Linked DNA regions of Mus musculus: region 2 is linked to region 1. A link is a loop called in an ENCODE intact Hi-C map of the cell type or tissue named here. Cell type or tissue: heart. All regions are shown on one strand.

Evidence for each region. Peaks named below come from ENCODE experiments on the same cell type or tissue, not always from the same donor. Only the 100,000 strongest peaks of a DNase experiment are listed, where the experiment ranks them.
Region 2: a loop joins it to region 1, with 2.2 times the contacts of the local background. A loop is called at or near these places in 7 of 42 quality-filtered maps.

What each region holds. Positions count from the first base shown.
Region 1 is chr13:119,458,425-119,466,424 of GRCm38, forward strand. It overlaps Paip1 (polyadenylate binding protein-interacting protein 1), which reads left to right. Exons shown (of 11, transcript NM_145457.4): 11 at 1-1,899. 4833420G17Rik (RIKEN cDNA 4833420G17 gene) reads left to right here and starts at 4,335. Exons shown (of 13, transcript NM_001113550.1): 1 at 4,335-4,695; 2 at 7,587-7,880. The coding sequence starts at 7,680. In heart, no CTCF peak of the experiment used is centred here; a DNase peak (open chromatin) is centred at 4,237; H3K4me3 peaks cover 2,578 bases; H3K27ac peaks cover 1,827 bases.
Region 2 is chr13:119,405,415-119,413,414 of GRCm38, forward strand. It overlaps Nnt (nicotinamide nucleotide transhydrogenase), which reads right to left and starts at 3,843. Exons shown (of 17, transcript NM_001308506.1): 1 at 3,489-3,843. In heart, CTCF peaks have their summits at 3,710 and 4,478; DNase peaks (open chromatin) are centred at 2,677, 3,607 and 4,127; H3K4me3 peaks cover 2,445 bases; H3K27ac peaks cover 3,066 bases.

The DNA of each region.
Region 1 (8,000 bases):
AACTTGATGACTACCAGCACAGCCTGCAGTCTTGGAACATGCTAGTTACAGCACATTAGATAAGAGAGACAGAGCTGCATCTATTTTAGACATCTACTGGTCAGTATATAAACATCCAGTATTTGACCACTCGCCTCATTGTCACTAATTACTGTACTCAAAAGTGGCTATCCACAGAATCTACATGTGTTGGTAGTCTGGTGGCAGTTCATCTGCTTAGCATGCAGAAGACCTAAGTTTGATTCCTAGTGCTCAAGTTAAAAACCACCTTAGTAGGAAAACCAGTGGGCTAGTGGTAGTGTGAGCAGCTGGAAGCTGTCATCGTTGGAGCCATCCTCTCTCAATGGCAGTGAGGACCCGAGCTACATCTAGACCTGAGCTGTTGACTAGAACGTTGGCATTTTACCGATGGTGGGCTGCTGCTTTTTTCTTGGACCTCTCAGCATTTTGGCTGGACTCAGAGTGGACACACCAAAACAGGAAGAAACGTCATTCCGAAGCTGTGCGGCAGTACTGGTTTTCTTGGTTTTAAATGAGCCACTAGGTCTGTGTCCGTAGGAGGCCACTGAGGAATGTGTACATAAGGTCTAAATTTGTAACTGTGTATAATGAGTTGGTCCTGTGTCACATTGTCTTGTAGAATGTGTGTCTTCACCAGGCCCAAACATGAATGTGTTGTAGAAATAGTAATACAGTGCTCTTCAATGAGCACTGGCACTGTGGCCAGTAACTGTCAGCCTTGAGCTGTAACAAAAGAAATACTGATCTTATTCAAGCAATCAGGTTATCAACTCCGACTCAGTCTTAGCTAGAAGGCAAAAACCTACTCTATCTTCCTAGACTGGTTTTGTCACAGTGATGGAGAATGTAGACTTTGGGAGGACCAGAGAGTTCATCTGCAAGAGGTTGCTAGAATTTAAAATCAGACAGTCTTTGGGTAATTCTGTAAGTATCCCATTAAATCTTACCTGCAAGGAGGACAGATGAGTGTAGGTTTTTTTGTTTTTTTTTTTTGTTTTTTCCCAATTAGAAAAAGTTTTGTCATTTAATGAGAGGAGGATGTTTGATAGATAAAAAATCCTGTTGATGGCTGAAAGCTCATACAAAAGTCCATTTCCTATCAGGTCCTGAGGGCAGACGCACACAGAGCTAGCTGCAAAGTTAACAGAACATGTATTTATCCAGTCTTAAGAGCAGCTCTAAAATGCCATAGTGTGCGCACCTTGTGGAACTATTGACTTGTTACCAGCAGCTCTGCCCATGCATTGCCGTTGTTCAACTATTACTGGGTCAAACTCTGCTTCTTCAGAGGCAGCATCTTCCCCAGACCTGGCCCCCTTCCCTTAGGACATCCTCAGAGACTTTGATCAGGAACCCTTCCTCTTGGGAATTAACAGGCTTGAGCCTGGTGGTCTTTGACTAGATTTTAGCAGATGGAAAGAATGTAAGCTTGTGTATGCCTCGGCCCTGCTGTGTTGGTTTAGCAAGACTGAACCCCGTGAACGCAGCAGAGCCGCATCCGTTTGCCTTGGGTTTGGTTCTGGTAGATGTGTGCCATTGTAAGTTCAGCATCCCGATGCCACTTTGTACTGCTGGTGATCATTGTGCTCCCTCCGTCCAGTTTTAATTGGCTCTTGCCTCCTTTAATCTTTTCATTATCTCATTTGTTTTAGGGAAAAGCATTAGCAGTCAAATGTACACAATTGTATCTTCTTTATCTTCTCTCCTCTACAGGAAGCATCCTGAGTAGATTTTCCTGCCTCCTCTTTCATGAATTCTGTTACTTAAGAGTGACTGGGGTTTCTTTTTGTTGTTTTTCTAATCTGGCTTTTTTTCCCCCCCACAAGCTGTTCCCATGCCATTTCTTATCAAATAAAAAATTAAATCTGTTTTTCTAAGTTTCCTTGTTCCGGAGTCCTATAGTCAGCCTTCTCAAGTAGCCCATAGTTATCCATTTCCTTGTCTCTAATCGGTCTTCAAGGTCGTTTTCTTTCCCACTATATGCAGTCTCAGTAAAGTGGCCCTGGCCTCTGCCTCACTAACCCTAATAGATCTGTTTTTCAGCTTGCCTTCTATACTGACACCAAAATTTAAAAAGCATCTAGGCATCTAAGACAATAATTAGCTTTCTCTTTATGCTCTTCTGCAATGTGTTTCTGGGCTTGTCTTACTTTATCTAACTTTCTTCTATTTTTATTTTTAAATTGTTGTATTTTGTATGTGTGGGTGTTATGCCTGCATGTGTGTCTGCACCAGTGTGTGCCTGGTACTCAGGGAGGTCAGAATAGAGTCTGATTCCCTAGGACTGGAGGAACAGAAGGTTTTGAGCTGCTATGTGGGTGCTGGAAATTGAACTCAGGTCCTCCGGAAGATCAGCCAGTGCTCTTAGCCACTGAGTCATCTCTCCAGCCCCCTTAACATTCTAATGTCACATTTCTTTTAAATCTTCAACTAACAGCCATTGATCTCCAGGTGGGTATCTCCTAATTCCAACCAAATCTTACAATTTTCACCAAATGAATTTAGAAGATTTAAATCTAGCTCAAACTTTTCCTAAATTTATTTTTTTATAACCTCTTCCGCCTTTCCTAAACCAGGAAATTGGGTTGTTTTAGAGTCTTTTCTCCGAAGTCCCAGGTCCAGTAATTCCCAAGAATATAATTAACTCTCCTGCTGGAACTGCTGTCTTCTTAGTATTGAGAACCTACATTCTAGGGGTTCTCTCCTGTTTACCCTTTGCTGCCCACAATCCATTCCCCATCAGCAATCCCAGTAATCTTTCAAAACATGAAATCCCGTGTAGCAGAAATTCCATTCGGGTTCTCAAACATTAGATGGGGAAAGGGTGGGGGTAGAAAACAGCTACACAATGTACAGTACATACTGTCACAGGTCATTAAGAAATAAGACTGTGGTTGGGCGGTGGTGGCGCATGCCTTTAGCCCCAGCACTCGGGAGGCAGAGGCAGGCGGATTTCTGAGTTCGAGGCCAGCCTGGTCTACAAAGTGAGTTCCAGGACAACCAGGGCTACACAGAGAAACCCTGTCTCAAAAAAAGAAAGAAAGAGAAAGAAAGGAAGGAAGGAAGGAAGGAAAAGAAAAGAAAAAAGAAAGGAAGGAAGGAAGACTGTTATCTGTCCAAGGATGTCTTTACTTAAGATCATTCTTTGTATCAGTATATTTTCAAGTGATGGCTAATTGAAGAGTTAGATCCTGTTTTCCCAATCCCTTACTGATAGCTTTGCTTAAAGCTCTTGCACTAAACAAATATTCCTAATAAAGCTTTTTTGTTAGTTTGTTTTTTAAGAAAAAGTTGCCTGGAGATTTTTAAATTTAGAATCAGCAAATTTCTTCGAGTCTGGCTCCATCCATAATGACCTGGCCATACTACCTCAGGCCTCCTTCCTCCCTGATCATGCTTCAACCCCTTAAAGAGACATCATCTTTCCCTTGGACTGCTTGGAGTTGTAACAGAGCCTTGACCTTTGCTTGTACTTAGCAAGTACCTATTTAAAACTCCAGATTTGGAGCTCTGGCCATATGGATAATGTCCTTGTGGAGAGATCTGCCCCCCCCCCCTTGCTCTGAGCTCACCCTCATACTGAGGGCAATAGGCAGCACAAAGAGGTCTGCTTTACTACCAAGAGTGTCTTGTGGACAGTCTATAATCTGGATGCAATACTATTTTTAGGCAGGGCAAAGCCAGGAAGATGGTGAAGCACATCTTTAATCCCAGCACTAGGGAGGTAGAGGCAGACAGATCTCTGAGTTCGAGGTCAGCTGGGTCTACAGAGCGAGTTCCAAGACAGCCAGGTTTACACAGACCCTGTTTCAAAAACAAACTAAACAAAACAAAACCCAAAAAAACTCAAACCTCAGATTTTAGTGGAAGTATTTTCTCAGACTCTATTCTCTCATAGATCGCTGTGTTTTTTAGTTTAGGAACACTCATAACTAATAGAATATTTTGTCCCCCCAGTCATTCTCCAATCCCCATCCTGACCCCAGTGAATTGGGCTAATCCGCAGCGTATTTTGCTGACGTCGTACGCATGTCTAATGGCAATAGATTAAGAATTAGAAGACATTTTCTGGCACCTCTTAAAACAAGTGGTCTTTGTCTTCGATTACTTTTAAAGAATTTTAAAGCTCCGCTAACACCTATCCTGTGACAGTGTCGCCTGGTAAAACTGGTCTATAACCCTAATCCCCACGGAAACTCGGCGCTTCCGTGCCGACACTGAGCACCCGATACGTGGAGACCAGAGTCCAACCCGGAAAACCGGTCTTTTCCGGAACTGCTCTTTGCAATGGAAGAGGCGGGACTTCCGGCTTCGCTTTTCCGGAGACCGCCCCTTCCTCTCGGTGCGGGAGGCTCCAACTGCTGCCTCGCTTTGTGTTTTGTTTGTTTGTGTTTTGTTTGTTTGTGTTTTGTTCCTCGCGTCGCCGATGCTGCCCCAGAGGACTGGACCGGTGTTTCAACCGAAACACTTCTTGTATCCGTGTTTTTCCGTAGATGTGATTATTTTTCTTCCTCAAGAAATGCTTCTCGGTAGTTAATACATTACGGAAGGAACCGTGGAGAAGCGCTACGCAAACAGCACAGTTCGTGCCACTTGAGCAAAATAGAGGTCGGTCGGAGGCCGAGGTTGCCCTCCCTTCCAGGTGCAGAACAACTTCGCAGCCCACAGCCGCCGGTGAGTGTTGCAAGTTTGGCGGTGGTCTTGCTGAGGGTGTTTTCCCGCCCCCTTCTCTTTCCCCGGGTTTGTTTTGAAAAAAAAAACGAGCCTTCAACATGCAGAGGAGGGTTTTCGGTTCGTTATCCCCCAGACCTAACGTGTTGAATGGTGAGAGTGCAAACGTGAATAAAACGATGCAAAGCACCAATTTGCTCTTAAAATACCAGGTAGAGCTATGCGTGTGTGCACATACGTCTCTTCGTCTGTAATCACGGTGTTTGCTTATTGGCGTTGCAAGGATTTAAACAAGTGACGTAAAGCAGTTACTGTGGTCTTACCTGTGGGAAGTTAACCCGTGACGGCAATATAGAGATGCACTGAAGACAGACGAAATGGGAGAAAGATAGTTGTAGTAAATAAGAGTTCAGCTTCCAACAAAAGGAGATAAAGGGCCAAATTCAAGCGAGATTTTAAAAAGCAATAGAAAGCTAGTTACAGGCAGAAAGCATCGTGATGACAGTGGTGTCATCAACGCATATCGTGAACTCAAGGGGAAGAATTTAAATATTTATTCTTTCTGTATTTGATGAAAGTTTATTTGTCCAACAGCTTTCTTTGCCTAGTACTATTTGAGGTCCCAGTGATACATTTGTAAATAAGACAGGAGAGATCTGTTTTGTCTGAGTTTCTATCCTGGTGGGAGGTACTGATAAAGTCTATGAGGACAAAAGATATGTTAGGATAGCAATTATGGATGGAGTAGTTTAGCTTAGGTGATAAAGTTGGGCCTTGGTGCAAGTGGTATTTGTGTTGAGATGTGAGTTCTGATGAAGAGTTTGTGATATGATAAGCAAGGAGACGACAAGCTAGACAGAGAGAGCAGGGCAAAGTTCCTGAGATGAGAAACACCTTCTTTCAAGAGCAATCTCTACAAAGCCAGTGTGATTAAAATGATCAGAACAAGGGAATTAGGAAGTGACATTTGGAGAAAGTGGTGGGCTAGCCTGTGTGGCCTCTGCAGGCTGTAGTGTAGGACTATTGATCTAATTCTGTGTGCAAATAACTAGGATTAATGGGCTCCAGCTAAAGAATGGATTTAGGGGATGCTGCAGAAATCTGCTTTTGGTGGGAGTGCTTTTGTTATAGTTTAATCAGATTCTGTTTCTCTATGGAACAAAGACATAGAAGTCTATGCTGCTACCGGTAGCCTGAATTGTGCGTACCTTATTTGCATATTTAAAAATAAAAAAAAAGATGAGGATGAAAGTAACCATCGTTATTAGGTAAGGTCTTGAAGAGTCTTTGATTTAAGTAATCAATAAGAATGATTAAAGTAACAACAGAGATGGCAGTAGAGAAGAAACCCTTACTAACTGTCTTAGTTAGGGTTTTACTGCTGTGAACAGACACCATGACCAAGGCAAGTCTTATAAAAACAACATTTAATTGGGGCTGGCTTACAGGTTCAGGCCATTATCATCAAGGTGGGAGCATGGCAGTATCCAGGCAGGCATGGCGCAGGAGGAGCTGAGAGTTCTATGTCTTCATCCAAAGGCTGCTAGTGGAAGACTGACCTCCAGGCAACTAGGGTGAGGATCTTATACCCACACCCACAGTGACACACCCATTCCAACCAGGTCATACCTATTCCAACAAGGCCACACCTTCAGATGGTGCCACTCCCTGGTCCAAGGATATACAAACCATCACACTAACCTAAAGTGGGGTTGGAGGAGGATGGAGGGAAGAGTTTGGGAGAGGGGACAATCTACAACTTAGTCACAGACCAAGTAGGTCTAGTAGGATGAGGTCTTAAGATATTAGTACAAAGACATTGATGGCCATTGTGGATGGATTAATGCCAGTGGAAAGGCAGAGGAGAAAGCCAGGTCGTAATAGCATGAAGATTAGTAAGAGGTGCTAGCAAGGAGGGGTTTACTGTACTTTATTGATAGGAAATTGACATGAACTCAGTAGTATTGTCTCTGAACAGTGTTCTGTTGTTGTTTTGGACTGGTGAGACTGAAAATACAGGAGACAGGGTTTGTGTTAGAAAAGAATTGACATTCACAAGATTTACTGGGACCTTACAAGGCAGCTTTCGTAGTGCTAGGCACTGTCATGGGTATTTTCTCACTTAAACCTACAGCAGTCCTGTGTAACCCGCTCATTTTACAGATAACAGACATCCCTAGGCATCTGCCTAGCAAAGAGTGGCGCATAAGCGAAGCCCTCCACCACCACCGCACAGTTATGGAAAGCATAGTAAAAACAGGCATTTTGGTGGTAAGAAATGAAATAGAAGAAGTGAGAATACATTGAAGAGACTGGATTAACTACTTGCTTAGTTCCGGACTGGGGAGCAGTGTATTCTGATATTTGTATATTTTCATGGTCTTTTCTTTTGGCCTGTGGTTTGCATGTGTTAAAACTGATTTGCTGTGTTTTTATTTTATTTTTATGTATTATTATTACTCTATGTATGTATGATGTATGAGTGCGGGCATGCATATTTTTGCTACAACTTTGTTCTCACTTTTCCACGGTGAATTCCAGAGATGCAGTTCAGTTCATCAGACCTGCATGCCAAGAATCTTCACGTGCTGAACCATCATGCCTGCCCAAATTGCTTATATTTTTCTTACCAAAGTATAATTGGTTTATCTGAAATGAGATGCTGAGCATATCAGATACAAATTTAAACTTGAGGAACAGTAAACCACAAAATGTTTGTTTGTGATTTTGTGAGCTGTCCGCGCCTCCCAGGTTAGGTTTTGACTGTGTCTGAGTAAAGTCCTCGGGATTCCTCAAGGCAGTTTGTGAAGGAAGTTTATTTTAGATCCTAAAGGTAAGAGGATACACGGTGGCGGGTGTGTTGCCCTGTGTTCTTAGGAAATACATGTGTTTAGCTTGACAGAACTCCTGAGCCTTAAGCACACTGCCTGTGCTGCTGTGTCCCCATTCCCCCACAGTCCATGCTGAGAAGGGCGGCGTAGCCAGGCATGGGAATGGCAGCTGAGGTGCGAATGGTGCTCTATGAGGATGATTCCGTCCAAGTGCACTACGCTTGTGGGTCCACGCTGCAGCTCTCTCCTTGCGGCTCTGAATTTCTCTTTGAAAAGGCACTTCCTCCCTCAACACATCCTTTAGAACAACCAGAGAGAATCCGTCAACGGACACACTTTGTTATTAGCAACTACCGAGTAAGTAATGCCACAAAAAATATGTTTGTCTATCTGTCTATCTATTTAATCTCTTTTTAAATCTTTTTTTTTTTTTTTTTTTTTTTTTTTGAGACACAATTTCTCTGTGTACCCCTGGTT
Region 2 (8,000 bases), 53 kb before region 1:
AAAGTAAATACACATAGAATAAGACAGAAAGAGAGAGAGAGAGAGAGAGAGAGAGAGAGAGAGAGAGAGAGAGAGAGAGAGAGAGGGAGGGAGGGAGGGAGGGAAGGAGGGAGGGAGATCCCATAGTATCTTTACTAATGCAGTCGGTGCTTGCAGATATGGGTATAACTGTAAACTCTTTTGAACACAATTCTCAACAGTGGCCAGTATAATTTACAAGTGTTTTATAATAAAGTTTATTTCACCAAAATGTGGCCACTTGTTGCAGATTCTAGCAGGACTGAGTAAAGTATCACTGTTGATTCTTCAGCTACCTTTGCCCTCTTTGGCAGATCCCCATGATGCACAGCAGGCACACCTACATTTCCCATGTTCCTCTACTGCATCCCCAGTGTTTCTCAGCATTTGCTTTGAGAATAGGATAAAAGCAGAGGGTCTGAGGTCTATCAGTCAAACCTGGCTAGCACTACCCACTATGCCTACAGGCTCTGATCCAAGAGATGGACTCTCACAGGGCCAAGCATCACACCCAAGCAGGCTCTACAACCAATTTTCCAAGCACCAGAGAAGTGTTTAGCTGATTTTAAATCCCAAAGCTGTTACTAGAACTTCCTAAATAAACTTTAAAACTTTGAGAAGGAACATTGGTGATGGGAATTATCAATCCAGGAGTTGCCTATTCATAGATTCATTAAATGCCCTTTAATTAAACATGGCCCCAGGGCAGAATCTCAGAGGCTATTTATTTCTCTTCTTGGGTCATAGCAGCTCCCTGCAAGCACTGTCCCCAGTGAGTTGGTAAAGCTTCTCCAGACCTCATCAGCAAATAAATGAAACTGGCCCAAATGGAGCCCCCCTCCAAGCCCCTCCCCCCTGCATTGCCCAAGCCTGTCACTTCCTGATTGTTTAACCTGAACTACTTAGCGCTTCAATCCACTAACCCATAAAAGTGGTAGCAAGCAACAGCTTGCTGAGGTCGTTTTACACTCTAGAAAATCCATGATTGTCTTGCCTACTTGGAAAATAATAATTTGATGTAGAGCAGATCGGTAATAGGGGCACCATATATCAGAAGCCCAATCTAAAAATAAAAAACTTAAAAATAAAACTACTTTATTAGGCATTAAACACATAAATCAAAGATCAGGAGGTTTACTGGCAAGAAAAGGCCCCTACACTTGCCCTATTTTGAATATAAATGGTTCTGAAAGGGATTCAGAAAACATCTCAACCATTGTCTAGTCCGCGTTTACGCCAACAGAGTTAGTTCCCCCTTTTCTTCACTTTGAAATTCTCTATGCACTTCCATGTACTTCTTAAGCCTTGAATTCATAATGAATAAAAAATAATAATTTCGCAACCCCAAGTTTAAAAGAATAAAATGCCTATTTTAGCATGGCATTCATTAAACCACTTGGTGTAAGTTATAAGGATAAGTGCCTCCCCAGAGATTGATGTGTGTGATGCCAAGGACAGGATCCAGAACCATACACTTGCTCTGAGAGCACACTGCCCCTGAGCTACATCCTCAGCCTTCCCCAGTGTTAAAACCCTCTAGAGTAGCAGTTCTTGACCTGTCAAAACCCCTTTGGGGGTCAAATGACCCTGCACAAGGGTATCAATCATATCAGATATCCTGCACACCAGATATTTACATTACAATTCAGAGCAGTAGCAAAATTACAGTTATGATGTAGCAACAAAACTAATTTTATGTTTGGGGATCACCACAACATAAGGAACCGTATTAAAGGGTCCAAAGCATTAGGAAGGTTGAAAACCAGCACTCTAGAGTCTAGGGAAAGCACCTGATCTAGCAAAAGAAGACAGTAAAGAGATTAGAGTATACTCTGGGTTGGAATCCGCTTCTCTACCTTTATCCAGATGTGTCCTTCTCAAATCACCCAGCTTCTCTGTCTTTAAGGTCAGAATTATAGTAAAAACCTACCTCATAAAGGTCTGAGGATTAAAGTAGCAAAGTGCCCTGATCACTGGTTTGTAGAGAGGATTAAAGAACTCAAGATCCTGGTGAGTTACTCCATTCACTTTGTTATTTTTCATGGCCCACTGCTTTGCATTAAACAGAGTAAGTCAGCTAATACTTTTTGACTGAACACTTAAATAACTAGGGCTGGGTATCCTGAGGCCATTCCACAATATATTTCTGAAACAGTTTCCAGACTCTTCCTTTGAAAATAAAAACTTTGTATAGCCTCGTAGAAAACTGGCCCTATCTGTTTGCTTATACTAGAATAATCCAAAACTGTCCCTTCAATAAATTAAAAAAAAAAAAAAAAGAAAGAATGAAAATGGAGCTGGGGTGGTAGCTCATGATTGTAAATGCCAGCATCGGAGAGGTTAAGGCAGGAGGAGCAACTCAAGTTCAAAGCCAGCCTAGGCTACACATAGAAGTTCGTTCAAGCCAGCCAAGGCTACAGACCGAGATCTTCCTCGTCTCGAAATAAAAAAGTATAATAAGAATAATAAAGTAAGAAAGGAAAAATAACCAAGATTTGCCCAAAAAAGGGGGTTCAGTGGGCAAGCAAGCCCCATGCCTCCAAAGTTTTCTAAGGACTGCACACTACCGTAGGACAAATAAAGGGCACCTGCAAGCATAAACAAAGTCATGCTTTTAAAAGCTAGGCATACCAACAAGGACACAATACCCTATCCTGGCAGGCAGCGTGACCTCTCCCAAAGCCACTGCAGCCATGGCTCCTGTCACAGGTGCTGCCCCTCCCTCAGCAACTAAACTGCCACCCTCTGGCACGTGCAGCTGGACCGCTATTTATAACCTCCTGTGGAAGCCCATTGGCTCTGGCTACATAGTAGTTATTGTGCCTCTCAAGTTTGAACCAGCTCTGGCCAGAACTACACCCTGACCTCTAATAGAGCCCACCGTGACTTACCAATCCAAACCCCTTTTTCTCAGTATTCAGAAACTACCACCAGTCAGCCCGGACCTACAGTCACATCTTTTCCTATACACCTAACTGGACACCCCGCCTGAACACTCTCAAAGTTCAAGTACAACTTAGGAGCGCCCAGCTGTCATTCTTCTAGGTAAACCATTCATCGAAAGTCCTCTACGACCTCTCTTCCAGTCCCTCTAAGGGCCAAAATGACTACGTACAACTTTTGCAGCCCTTGCCCCCACCCCACCCCCACCCCAGGATCCAAGATCTGCACCTGCACAGCTGTCACTTGCTTACTTTGTCTTCTGCCGGGACTCCGTTCCCACCTCTACCCTCTCACTCCTTTCCATGTCACCCCAATAGAACGCACACACAAAAGGAGCCCCGAGGCATATACCGCATTCCTTCTCCGTCAGTCTCCTGCAGGAGCCTCTGCGCCCCACTTGCTAGACACAGCCGACCCCGCCCCCCTGCTGCTCTCTCTCGGGTCCCCTTCGCCGAGGGACCGGGGATCTGCGCTGGCTGCCCGCCTTTTCCAGCAGCCCCTAGGCGCTGCAGGGCTGGTTGGCTCACCTGGACCGGCAGGCGGGACAGATGGCGACCCCGGGCTGCGAGCAAACGCCACGCCGAGCTAGCAGACCCGGGGTTGGCCCGCGGCGTTGTGCCTCCAACCCGGAAGAACAGCCCCAACTTTGAGGCGGCGGCGGCGACCACGTGACACAGGGCTGCCTAGACCCGGACCCGCGCCCCCTTTCGGCACCCCTTCTCCCCCTCCCCGAGCCTCCTGCCAAACCCGCTTGGCCCGATCGCCAGTCTGCAAAGGAGAAAAAGACTCCACCAGATGCACGCTTACAGCGCAGCAGCTGGTCCCCTCCGGGTGGCCGCTGAAGCCCCTTTGTCTCTGCCAGGGCCCCAGGCCCGCAGCCCCGCCCCCTTGCTCTTGCTCAATCGGCCTCTGTCAATCAAACCCGATGCCAAGCACTGCAACTCAAGTTTTTAGGAATTCGTACCTCTTCTTTCCCCCCAGGAGACTAAGTTACAAAGTGTGATTTCCTCACCGGTCTCCCAGCAGAGCAAATAAACGGATACTATAACTCCACTCTTGGGCCGGACTTTTCCTCTAACTCTCTAGGAAAAAAAAAAAAAAAAAATCCGAACTTCTGTAACTGGAGAAGACTTAGGCGGGAGGAAGCCGAGGGCGGGAATGGGGGCGTTGTTTTTCCATTCTGGACGGGGGTGGGGTTAAATTCCTCACAAACGAAGTCAAGGCCTGAAAATGAACACACACATGTGCATATTTGGCTTCAACAGCGAGGCCAGCCAAGAGGAAACCCTGCGCTACTATTAACATAGGCAGTGTCTAGAATGTAATTGTAGTTGACGTCCCTGTTAAGGTTCCTGATTAAGGAAATCAAAACATAACGACCTAGTTATTGGTTAGTGATTAGATTCTGTTACTTGCTCTGCAGGTACACTGATTAAACTTACCCAGCGCTGAGTCTAAAGGAAACGTCAGTGTAAGATTGTTTGTTTGCTTGCTTGCTTGCTTTTAATTTTTTTTTTAAGATTTATTTATTTATTATATGTAAGTACACTGTAGCTGTCTTCAGACACTCCAGAAGAGGGCGTCAGATCTTGTTACAGATGGTTGTGAGCCACCATGTGGTTGCTGGGATTTGAACTCCTGACCTTCGGGAGAGCAGTCGGGTGCTCTTACCCACTGAGCCATCTCACCAGCCCCTTGCTTTTAATTTAACTGAAATATTTTAACAGGCAGAAGAAAAAAAAAAAAAACAGACATTCAGTATCTTTTAAAAATAAGTGAACCACAGAGAACCCCTTATTTAGAGAATGCCTTGTGTTTTATACAGCAGAAAGGGTCATTGGGCTACTGGACTCCGCACAGCAATCTGGAGTAAACTCTTCCGGTGGCAGAAGAACTGGAAGGCAGGAAAGGACTCGGCCCGGTGTTTTAAAATAATAATCGTAAGTCAACAGATAGTAATACTGCAGGTACAATGAGGCAAGTCCTTAACCATTTTAAACTCTTTTGTGCTGCGGACTGTGTGGTAAGTAGTTCGGAGTTCACGTGCAAGGCTTTTCTACAATCAGCAAGTCTAGCCTTGAAGGGCATCTGCCTTCATACTCTATGTTTTCCAATGCTTTCTTTCTTAGTGTTGTTTTTGTTACTCCCCCTCCCCTCATTTTGAGTAGCATTCCCCTGTCCTGCTCCTTCCTCTGCCTCCTACCTCTCTAATGGAACTGTTCCACAATCATTTTTACACAGTGTTCTACCATCCCTCCTTCCTTAAGGGAACTCTCCACCCCACTGGCCCTTTTCTGGTTTCCTGACGTACTCCAAATACACAAAACTAATGAACTGAAGTTACCTTGCTCTTTATAATATTTCCAGTTTCACCCATTTAGCTGCAAGTTTCATAATTTCATTTTCCTTAATAGCTGGATAAAATGACATTCTGTACATATACCACATTTTCATTATCCATTCATTAGTCGATGTACATCTGGACTGATTCTGCTTTCTAGCTATTGTGTATAGATCAGCAGTGAACATGGATGTACAAGTGAGTGTCCCTGTAGGAGAATATAGATTCCTTGGTGTCTTAGCCAGTGTTCTGTTGCTGTGAACGGACGCCATGACCACGGCAACATTTATAAGAAAAATGATTTAATTGGAGCTTGCTTACAGTTCCAGAAGTTTAATCCATTGTCATCATGAAGGGAAGTATGGTGGCAGGCAGACAGAAGCAGCTGAAAGTTTTACATCTGGATCGGCAGACAGCCTGAAGAGCCAGACACTGGGTCTGGGTTGAGCTTTTGAATCCCCAAGGCCCACTCCCATGCTTCCTCCACCAAGGCCACACCTACTCCAAAAAGGCCACACCTCCTAATCCCTCTCAAGTAATGCCACTCCTTAATTCAAACTCGTGGCATTCAAACACATGAACCTATGGAGTTCACTTCTATTCAAGCCAACACACTTAAGGTACATGCCCAGAAGTGGCAAGGCTGAGTCATACTTCAAGGTCCTTGGAGGAACCTCCAGACTGATTTCTAGAGTGGCTGCACGAGCTTACACTCCCATCAGCAGTGTCTGAGGGTTCCCATTTCCCTGAATCCAGGTCAACATTAGGATACACAAATTAAATCCTGTCAAATGTAGAAGACTTTTAGGCCAACAGAGGTTTAAAGATAGTGTTATCTTCTAGAAAATTCATCAGGTCCAAAAACTGTAACATACCATTACATCAGCTTTAAAGTCTGAAAATCAAAGAGGTACCTAATAGTCAAAAAATTAAAGTGTAAACTGAAGCTGAGATGTGCTACTAAATGTTGTGTTTTACCCTGGTGCTATCTGTATTTTGATGTTAATTCTGGGGTTGTCCGCCAACAAAGAGTGATCTTATTGAGCCTTCTCCCCATTCTAACCGGTCAAATAAAGGCCAGAGCCTATGATTGGGCAGTGGAAGGGAAAGGTGGGACTGGGGGATCTCAAAAGGAGAGAGGAGTAGGAAGAGAGAGGACGGAGGAAGAGGAGGTGGAAACCTGTGTGGAACAGAACCACATGGTCTGGAGAAACTGCAAGTAACAAGGGGTCTCATCGCAGGAGAATTAATCAGTATAGAGATAGATCGGCCCAATCTAGGCATATAGCTTATAAATATATTAACTGGGTTGTGTGTGTTTTTAAAGGGGCTGACTGGGGTAAGTAATTACCACAACAATTAAAGACTGACCTGTAAACCCAGTCTGCATAAGACCGTGTCTGAAAAAAAGAAAAGAAAATTAAATCGATTTCCATCACAGTTATTGTATTTTGTCAGCACTTTACTATTTCAAGCTCCCCTTCTATAAACATAGTGGTTAACTGGATGGGCGTGGTTCATACCTGTAATCCAAACACTTGGGAGGCTGAGGCAAAAGAATTGCCTGAGTTCAAAGTTAACATGAGCTACATAATGACTATTGGGCTAGCCAACAAGAACTGTCCCAAAAACAAAAACAAAAACAAGCAAAAAGAACAACACCAAAAAAGAAAAAAAAAACAAAAAACAAAAAACAAAAAAAACAAAAACCAACCACCCAGTGATTATTATTCTTGGCTAAAAGGCTCCATCAGATAAGAAAGAGTCTTAGTAAAATCTAACAGTCATGCCAAGTGGCAAGTTTTAAAAGAACCAACCTTAAGACTGGGAGTGTGGCTCAGATGTAAAGCATTTGCCAAAAGGGACAAGATGTTGAGATTAACTCAATTTTACGATGACCAATCAAGAGTGTTTGATCCCAGGAAATAAATACATTAATGAACTAAGTGAACTGATGCTAATCAGTATTGACTAGAAGAAAACTGATACCAAACAGCCAGCACAATGTCAACTGACAATTGGATCTACTTAATAAAAGTGCTTGTATTGGGAATTACTGAGTATCTACCTAACTTTAGCTGATAACAGTGGCATCTGCTCCTGGGGAGGCTGAGGAGGCTAGGAGTTGGAGACCAGCCAGATCAACACAGCATGGCTGCACCTCTTCAACTAATTCAGCTTTCTTGTGTGGTAAGTGCTAATTATAAAAATCTTTATCAGTATAAAGATAAATGGTATCTTTGGGGACCTGGGGAAATAATAAAGGATAGAGACTCCATTAGCATCCTAGGGCTTCAGTAACAAATTACCATGAGGGAGTTCAAGCTAGGCCACCCCAAAATACTCCTTTAACATATTTAAAGATTGCTCTTCAGGGAGACTGCAGAGAGAAGGGTAACTGAAAAGCTGCCCCTTTGGGGTTAGTTTGCATCTGCAGTCAGGGTAAACAGCAGATGCTTGCTAGCTTTCCCTGAGCATATAGGAAACTGGGAATCTGACACTGGCCCAGAGAAGAGATCAAACGTGGCCTTCTGAAGACAGACTGTTACCTTGGAAACTTTATCAGCCTGATAACATGACCTTTAGATGGGTGTATTTTTCTGCCTTCGCTCAAAATGCTTCTGAAGCTTTGATTCTCCTGCCTTTAAGTTTCATTCAGACTCACAGCATATGCCTTCAAAATCATAACAATGCCTTC